Regions from separate parts of the Homo sapiens genome. Here region 2 is linked to region 1. The links are chromatin loops, found by intact Hi-C in ENCODE. Cell type or tissue: heart left ventricle. All regions are shown on one strand. Links, peaks and the distances in the headings refer to the core of each region. The heading gives the core; the rest is flanking DNA.

What was found. A loop is a pair of places that touch in the nucleus more often than their neighbours do. Peaks named below come from ENCODE experiments on the same cell type or tissue, not always from the same donor. Only the 100,000 strongest peaks of a DNase experiment are listed, where the experiment ranks them.
Region 2: it touches region 1 in a loop (2.2-fold over the local background); 13 of 110 quality-filtered maps call a loop at or near these places.

What each region holds. Positions count from the first base shown.
Region 1 is chr15:56,885,257-56,889,648 of GRCh38, forward strand. It overlaps TCF12-DT (TCF12 divergent transcript), which reads right to left. Exons shown (of 4, transcript NR_015419.2): 4 at 914-2,668. LINC03065 (long intergenic non-protein coding RNA 3065) reads left to right here and starts at 1,812. Exons shown (of 2, transcript NR_183870.1): 1 at 1,812-1,914; 2 at 2,500-2,965. RefSeq lists an enhancer at 1,646-1,735 and a silencer at 1,856-2,285. In heart left ventricle, for the core only: CTCF peaks have their summits at 2,182 and 2,392; a DNase peak (open chromatin) is centred at 1,985; H3K4me3 peaks cover 1,863 bases; H3K27ac peaks cover 2,609 bases.
Region 2 is chr15:56,829,789-56,834,180 of GRCh38, forward strand. No RefSeq gene overlaps it. Among named protein-coding and RNA genes, the nearest start is that of LINC03065, 55 kb to the right of the region's middle. In heart left ventricle, for the core only: no CTCF peak of the experiment used is centred there; a DNase peak (open chromatin) is centred at 2,598; H3K27ac peaks cover 825 bases.

The sequences.
Region 1 (4,392 bases), core at 176-4,175:
GACAGAGAGAGAGGGAGAGAGGGAGAAAGGGAGAGAGAGAAATAGTATTCCTATACTTTGCTACTTTGCTGGATGCCCGACTGTATTTGACATCAAGACAAGCAGACGCCATCGTATAGCCATGAAGGGACATGACAGGAGAAATTACCATCATGTGAAGATGGCAGAGCAGAAAGAAGAATCCCACTTCAATCTCGGACAACTTCCCTAAGTTATTTGACCAACCAATAGTGGAACCACCTTTCTCCAAACTTCTTATTTTATGGGATAATAAATTCCATATTTTTCAAATTTCCACCTCTAGTCAGGTTTCCTGTTGTTTGCACTTTTGTTCATACCTTTTTTTTTCTACTAAAGGAAGAAGTGAGGGCATGTGTTATGAATGTGAAATCTGGAAGTTAAAAAGTTTGAAACAGATATTTCAGTTTTCACTTATAGCCTCCTTCCATCTTCTTCCCCCTCCCCAACTCCTACTGGATTCAGACAAGGGCCAGGACACAAGGCTGAATGCAAAAGGACCCCTCCCTTCCCAAGACTTTATCTTTGTTCCTAGCTCAAGCTCAGTGTGTCTGGCTCCTTCTTCCTCAAAGATTTGTTCTGTCCCAGGAGGCTCCTCAATCGCTCCAGTCAATTGGCTTCTAGAGCCTTGCCCTATCAGTTCCACAGATACATCCACACGTCTGAACTCCAGCCACAGTTTAGACTCAAGTGGGGAGCTCCCACCGCAGCACCGTTCTGTACCTGTAACTAGCAATGGTTTGTAGCCTTTGAGCAGAAATAGGGAATGAAACTGCCGAGAATTTAGGGATGGAAACTGGCACAGGCATGGGAAACCGTTTGAGAATGCAGGAGTTAGCTGGGTTTACTAGATTATAACTCTTATGAAGACCACATAGCACACAACTCAGCATATAAATTAGTCTTAACACATATACATTGAATTTCTTTGAAATGACCAAATTGTAGGCAGATAAAATGGCTTCCTTTTACAGAATCTTCCCTTCAGAGAGTGCCTTTCAATGGCACCACCTTCCCTCCACCCAAAATAAAACCTTCAACATTTTCACCTTAAGTGAAATGTTTATAACACACTTTGAAATAGTGAGTGTGGTGAAGATAGTTCTATTCAATCTGCTACGAAGAAACAAGACACAAAGATCTGACTTGGCCACCATCCCCGAAGGCATCCGTGGCAGAACTGGGATGGTCCCTCATTCCCCAGTGGTCTCAAGCGTTTGTTCTGATGTCCCTGTATGTAATTGTTTTGATAGCAATTTTCCTGGTTCTCTCTCACTAGCTTGCTAACTACGCATGTCAATCACATTCAGGAACACCATGGGCCTAAGGGTCAGCCACATCTCAGGAGAATGTGATTCAAAAGAGGACACAAGGCATAATATAGCACTTTCTCCTTCTAGCATGTATGTCAGTTGCGTTGCGGCCTCGAAAGTCTGACAATGTGTAAAGAGAGTGTTGCATTTTTTTTCCTTCCCCCAGATGCAGAAAGGAAAGGATTTATGAAGTACTCTGACCACAATTTTAAAGCAAGTGAGAAACCCAACAGTGTAAGATCCTCTTACTAGAGAACACTCAATGGTACTGAAAGAGTTCTCCACCTAAACTCTAAAGAACCCGAAGAGAGGTCCAGTTTTTTCCTCCCAAAGATCCATCTCCAGAGCTTCACTCCCTAGTCCGTTAGGGAAGCCGGGACGGTGGGAGAGCCACAGATACTCTTTCTCCTACGGAACCCTTGGACCTCTTGCCCCGTTTCCCTGTCACTTTAGGGAGCAGCACGCAGGAGACTAGAGGCCAGGGTCCAAGCCCGCAGCCGTAGCAGGCCGGACGAAGAAAGCGGGCCGGAAGGGCAGCGTCGCGGTGCTGGAGGCTGTTGCTGGGAGGCGTGGATTCTGGAAAGTGCGTGTGCGCGTCCCTGGAGCACCGCCCGCGGAGCCGATTGGCCCGGACGCGCGGCGGGGGAAGCCCTTGGCTAATCTCCTGCCACTCAGCCCGGCTGACGTCGGCGCCCGGGATGCAGCGCCGCGAACCTCTCGCCCCGCCGGGCCGGGCCGCGCGCGGAAGGACAAATAGTTCCGGCGGCAGTGCCGCGCACCTCTACGCGGCTCTGCTCGCCCCGCCCGGGCTGCCGAGCCCGAGGCAGGGGTGGCGGGAAGTGGGGGCGGGCGGAGCAGGGCCGGCCTGTGCGGCTCTCGGACCCCGGCTCCGCTCTTTGCGGCCAGACGGGTGGATTGCGCTCCCTAGGGAAGAGTAATTGGATTCCAGGCTCCCTCCAGCCGGGATCAGCGGAAGTCGGCTGCTAAGCCTGCAGCCTGGGAGGGGCGTGTGGGGAGGAAGGAAAGGTGGGGAGCGCCGCCGGGAGGGACACGGTGAAACCACTGTCCTCTTAAGTGCCTGCGTGCTTGTTTCTGTACAGGCCGCATCGGGAAGCTGGGTATAGAGAAGGATTAACAGAGATTGCACCCTGGTGACCTTTCCCCTCAGGCACGTGACTCTTGCCCCTTCCAAGTTGTCATCCTCATTGTGAAATTCACCTGGTAGCTGATACTCAGGAGAGGAATACTTTGGAAGCCTGAGTCTTCTAGCCATCACCCTTCTGTTTTTCTCTCAAAGCTCCACTTGGAGCTCAGCTGGAGAAGGAACCCTGTGAAGTCTGGAATTGGACATGTCTCTTATTAACGAAGTAATTGTGGAGAAAACAGCATTCTTACCACTATCATCCAGGAAAGTATCCCAAGTCCCTTCCTTGGCAGTAGCAAACTTCCCTTAATTCCCTTCCCCTTGAGGAGATGCAGCCAGAATGAGAGCCTTAAGCAGAGTTTTTGGGTGAAATGATAGGCATGTTCTAGGAATTGTGACTTAAACTTGGACCTCTTGTGATTTTTTTTCTTTTCATCTTAATTACTGCATTTCACTCATTCATCATGAAATAAACTCTTACTGAAGGCTTTGTTTGTTCCAGGCTCTGTTCTACTTATCAGACATACGTCAGTGAGTAAAACGAATGCACTCATGGAACCTCATTACAGTTGCTCTAGTGGGGGAGATAGTACATTTACAATCATATACAATTGTATAATGTCATGTAGGGAAGAGCGCTATGAAGAAAAAGAGCAGAAGGACGAAGTATGCAGATGAGAGTTGAACATTATTTTATATTTTAGATAAGTTGATTGAAGAAGGCCTCTTTGAGGAAGTTATGTTTAAACAGAGGTCTAGATAAATGAGGTAGAAAGCCAAGCAAATATTGGGGTTGGGGGGGTTGGGGAGAAGATTCTGGGCAGAAGTAAGAGCAAGTGCCAAGGCTCTGCAGCCAGAGACAGTTTGGTGAGTCTGAATTAGTAGAAAGGAGGCCAATGTGAATGCTGTGCAGTAAGCCAGAAAAACAGTTAGAAATAAGGCTGGAGATGGGGTGATGAGTATGTGCATGCTTGGCATTTACTTTTAACATAATTTGAAACTTCTCTAAGTTTTGTATGCACTAAAGTGTCCTGCATTCTTCCTGTGTCTCCACCAGACACTACATTTCATTTCATTCAGAGACACCACTTTTTTTCCTCTTGGTCTAGCAGTAAGTGTTTATTTCTGTTTTTCTCTCACCCTCTTCTACTGATCTATAACTATTGGTTCAAATGTTTCTTCTGTGCAGATCCTTATCTTTAATGTCACCTTTTTTTCCCCCAACTTGTATATTTGCCTCTTTATCTCATCAACGTATCTAACTGGACGTCCTGCCATCTTTAGGTTTCGACAGGTCTAAAACCAATCTCATAATCTCATTATCTTTCCAAAATCACTTCCCTTCTTTCTCATTGATACCACTGCTATCTCTGCCACCCAAGCTGAAAACACCGATGTCATTTTTTACCTGTTCCTTCCCTTTATTTCTTTTATCCAGTCATCTCAGGGCCTTCAATTTATCCTTTAAAATACCTCCTCTGTCAGATCCCTTCCTCTGTCTCTACTTCAGGTTCTCTGTCTAAGCCCTTAAATGCAGCCAGCTAGGCTTAGTTCAGCAGTTTCTATGTGGCCTTTCTGACTTCCTTCTCGCTCTGCTCCAATCTAACTTGCCAGAATAATGGTTCTGAATCTTCACTCTTAGCACATTTCTTTGTGCTTCAGCACCTTTATGGCTACATTTTCTATTTCCTTAAATTTAAACTCTTGTGACTGAATCTCTTTTTCTTTTTTTTGAGACAGGTTCTCATTCTGTCGCCTAGGTGCCCAGGCTGGAGTGCAATGGAGCGATCACAGCTCACTGCAGCCTCTACCTCTCAGTGTTCAAGTGAACCTCCCACCTCAGCCTCCCGAGTAACTGGGACTACAGGCATGTGCCACCACAACTGGCAATTTTTTTATTTTTATTTTTTGTAGAGA
Region 2 (4,392 bases), core at 146-4,145, 55 kb before region 1:
TGGGCTAAAAACCTTAAATGTATGGTAGGGTGACAGGGGGAATCTTAAAATTACAAAGTAAATACAGGAGAATGTCTTCATTACATTTTCAGTTTTCTTAAATAAAATAACAAAAGCATAAATGATAACAGTGATCATTTGAATACATTTAAATATTAAAATTCTATGAAACAAAAGACGCCAGACACAGTGAAAATGCAAGCCATTGGAGAAGTTAATTATAGTATATATTACTGGGTATTAGCATCAAGAGTATTTTTAAATCTCTATAAATGAATAAGAAAAAAGCAAGCAATACAGTAGAAAATTTGTCGATGATATCAACAGTTAATTGTTAGAAGGAAACTAAACAGCCAAAAAACATAAAAGATACTCAACTTCAGTAATAAATGCAAATTAAAACCACAATGAAGTACTATTTCACATCCATCAGAAGGGCAAAATTTAGAAGTCTGAGAAGCCCAAGTGTTGGTAAGGATGTGGAAGAAAAAGAAAAAAAGAACTTGTAAATATGGCTGGTGTGAATGTGTATTGTAGAAAATCACATTGGAGGACAATGTTGCAATATCAAACAAAGTTGATGAGCACATGCTAACCTATGACCTAGCAATTCTGCCTGTGGGTATGTATCCTAAAAAATTCTCACGCATATGCCCAAGGAGAAATGAAATACATTGTTTTTTGTAGCACCGTTTTTAATAGCAAAACATTGGAACCAACCTAAATGTTCAAAAATATAATTGTGGACAGGGCTCAGTGGCTCATACCTTTATCCCAGCACCTTGGGAGACCAATGTGGGCAGGCGGACCTCTTGAGCCCCAGAGTTCAAGACTGGCCTGGGCAACATGGTAAAACTTTGCCTCCACAAAAAATACAAAAATTAGCCCGGCATGGTGGCTCATGCCTGTAGTCTCAGCTACTCAGAAGGCTGAGGTGGGAGGATTACCTGAGCCTGGGGAGATTGAGGCTGCAGGGACCTGAGATCACAACACTGCACTGCAGCCTGGGTGACAGAATGAGACCTTGTCTCCAAAAAAAAAAAAAAAAAGAAAGAAAAAGGGAAAAAAAAGAATGGTGGATCAATAAATGGTGCCAAAGTCACACAATGAAATATCAACTATGTATGTGCAAAATATGTAAGAACCAGGAAGGAAGGATACATGCTAATTTCAGGATAGTGATTATCTCTGGGCAGAGAGCAATGGAATTGGGCAGTGGGTGCTATGGTTAAAATGTATCTGTAATGTTAAAACAAACAAGCAAAAAACTCTAAAGTCAGGCAAGATGTCAACATTGGTTAAATCTATGAAAAACAATAAGCCTGGATCATACTGCAGACTAATAAGAAATGATTTCCAGAACTACTTCAGAAGAGTGTGGGGTGTGGACTACCATGTGTGTAATGCTGAAGAAGAGGATGAGCTTGTTTGTGCAGACTTCCTAATGACACAAAATAAATTGGCAACAGTGATGGCCTCTGAGGGAGAGGGACACAGGAGACTGGCATAAGCAGAGGAAAAAGACCTTTACATCCTTTTTCTATTATTTGCCTGTTTTATCACTTGCATATATTTTCTCAATAGTAAAAAAATTAAAGCAAAAATATATTTTTAATAAAAATGATTCCTACCGCAACAATGCACTTAAAGCCAAAATTACAATTTTGAGGGACATTTTGCATGAAGTATAAGTGTACCCTTATGCTTGCCACCTTCCCAAATGACTGATTTTTCTACAGCGTTCCTGATAATAAGTTCCTTATGATCAGTCACACAGAAACATACACCCTGCCTGCTACATATGCTTTAACTGTGCATCTATTTATATGGGATGACAGATACTTTCCCTAATAAATCTTGCCATTTTCCCTGGTAAGGAACTGTGTGCTGACTAAATGGTTGCTGACACATGGGAGTTATTCCCATAATTTCCTCACACAGTAAGACAAATCAATGCAATGCAGAGCTCTGTTACAGACACTAACAGATTTGGAGCATGTCAGAAAGTGGGGGGGTATATAATGAATCCATGTTTCTAGACTTTCCTACCAGAGACAGCTTGAGGCAATCTGACAGCAAAGGCAGGATCTGAAGTCCTAAACTCAGACATTTTATCTCCGTGAGCTAATTTACAACCAAGAGAGCCACAATACTGTCAGATCTAGAACTCAACTACTTTAAACAGCGACCTTTTGTCTTATATTTTGCATTGATTTTTTTGAAGTGTTATGTTGTTTGAAAGCTAATTACCTTCCTAGAGGATTAATTTCAAACCTTTTCAAACCTAGAACCGCTTTAGGGAACAAAACAACTGACTCTCACTGCTTTCTTGTTATCCCAAGCTGGACTCCAAGGGCCCCAGGCCCCACTTGGTGTAAGGTATAGAATTCTGCTTTATACCAGTTTACAGGTATCAAGGAGGCAGGAGAGAGACTCAGGGTAGTGAGGGGAAAGAAGATCAGAGTCATCTCTTTTTCATGTCTTTCATTTCACAACTTCTTCCTTCCCATGCCTGCTGGTGCGCTCCCTCGCCTTGTTCCAGAGCCAAAAGACAGGTCAACTTCACTGCTTTTTATCCAAGTTGGCAGAGGTTGTGGCAGCGGGGTGGTAACTCTGCCCGATGTTCCCAAGCTGCAGCTGGGACATGTCCAACAGCAAAGTCACTCAGTAAACAGTTCTCTGTTTCTCTTTTCCTCGAGTTGGCTGGAATATCTCTAAGCCCTAGTACCACCCACTCTTTAATTCAAGACAAGCCCACAGACCAGAAACTTCACAGATCACTCTGTCTTAAAACAGTCTTTTGCTGGGTACAAAATACCATGTATAAAATTATTGATATGCTACAATTATTTCCATTCCAATCCCTATAGATTATCCTTTTTGACGGTTTAGTTTTTCTATTTTTATTAATATCCCTTGTACATCATTCAGTTCAATATTCAAAAACCTCCTTAGATGTTTATTTTGTGCCTAGCTTTGTGGTGATGTGGGGGAGATAAGCAAATACTGCACTTAACAGTTACTTATTTTAAGATGTTTACAAACTAATTGGAGAGAGAAAAGCCAATATGAAGCAAGTGATAACTAAAGAAAAACTGTCTTTAAACCCTAAAAGTGGGAGGAAATAGCAAAGACATGCAGAGGTCAGGAAAACTTTAAGAAAGATGTTGGCTGGGGCTGGGATTTGAAGGAGTGGAGGTTGAGGAGGGCTTTCCAGATCTCACAAGATGGTTAAGCTTCAGAGGCTGATCTCAGCAGAACATACTGTGGGACTGTCAGAGACCAGTTTAATAAAGCAACTCTGACACCAGAAAACTGGTAAACAAGCAAGCAAAAAAAACCAGGAACAGGTCGGGTGCGGTAGCTCACACCTGTAATCCAAGTACTTTGGGAGGCTGAGGCAGGCGGATTACGAGGTCAGGAGTTCGAGACCAGACTGGCCGATATGGTGAAACCCCGTCTCTACTAAAAAAAACATACAAATTAGCTGGGCGTGGTGGCATGTGCCTGTAGTCCCAGCTACTCAGGAGGCTGAGACAGGAGAATCACTTGAACCCGGGAGGCAGAGGTTGCAGTGAGCCAAAATCGCGCCACTGCACTCCAGCCTGAGTGACAGAGCAAGACTCCATCTCAAAAAAAACAGAAAGAAAAAGAAGAACAAGGGTAGATTAATAAGTTGGCTAAGAATTCATTATCCTTCCATATGTTGAGTACTAGAGATCAAAGGGAACTCATGAATCATGTCATGCACCTTCATGCCTTCATTTCACAGATGAGAACACCGAGGATAAGCGACTCAAAACAATTTCACCATAGCAGGTCACAAATTAGTGCCAGAGTGGAAATTCAACTCCAGGGCTTCCAACGCCCATGCATCACACTCCACTTCAAAACCCCACACTGTTATGCTTCACTGATGGAAGGCCCTTTGGAACAGTGATATACTAATAGTAACAAAATAATAAATTCCAAAGTAGAGGTATTATAGAAGGGATAAGGCTTATTTTGTGTACAGATATTTCTAAGTTTTTCTTTTCTTAAATTGCACTAGCTATTATATCAGGTTTCACCTCCTCTGCTTTTGACGAAGTCTTCCATGGCCCTGCCTAGCCTTTCTGACCTTATTTCCCAACACTCCCTATTCTACAGGCTCCACTCAAGCCAGATGTGTCCATTCATAGTCCCCAGCTTTTGCTAGGCTCGTGCCCATCTCTGGGGTGTTGCTCCTGTTTTCCCCTTTTCAACTTTCAATTGATATAAAACCCAAGGCTCAGTGAGGACCTTTGGCTACCTCAAGTCTTCTCTGGACTCCTATTTAATTTAACTCATTTTAATAAAATTTTATGGAGGACCTGCTGTGTGTCAGGCACTCTACAAGGCACTCAGGACTCC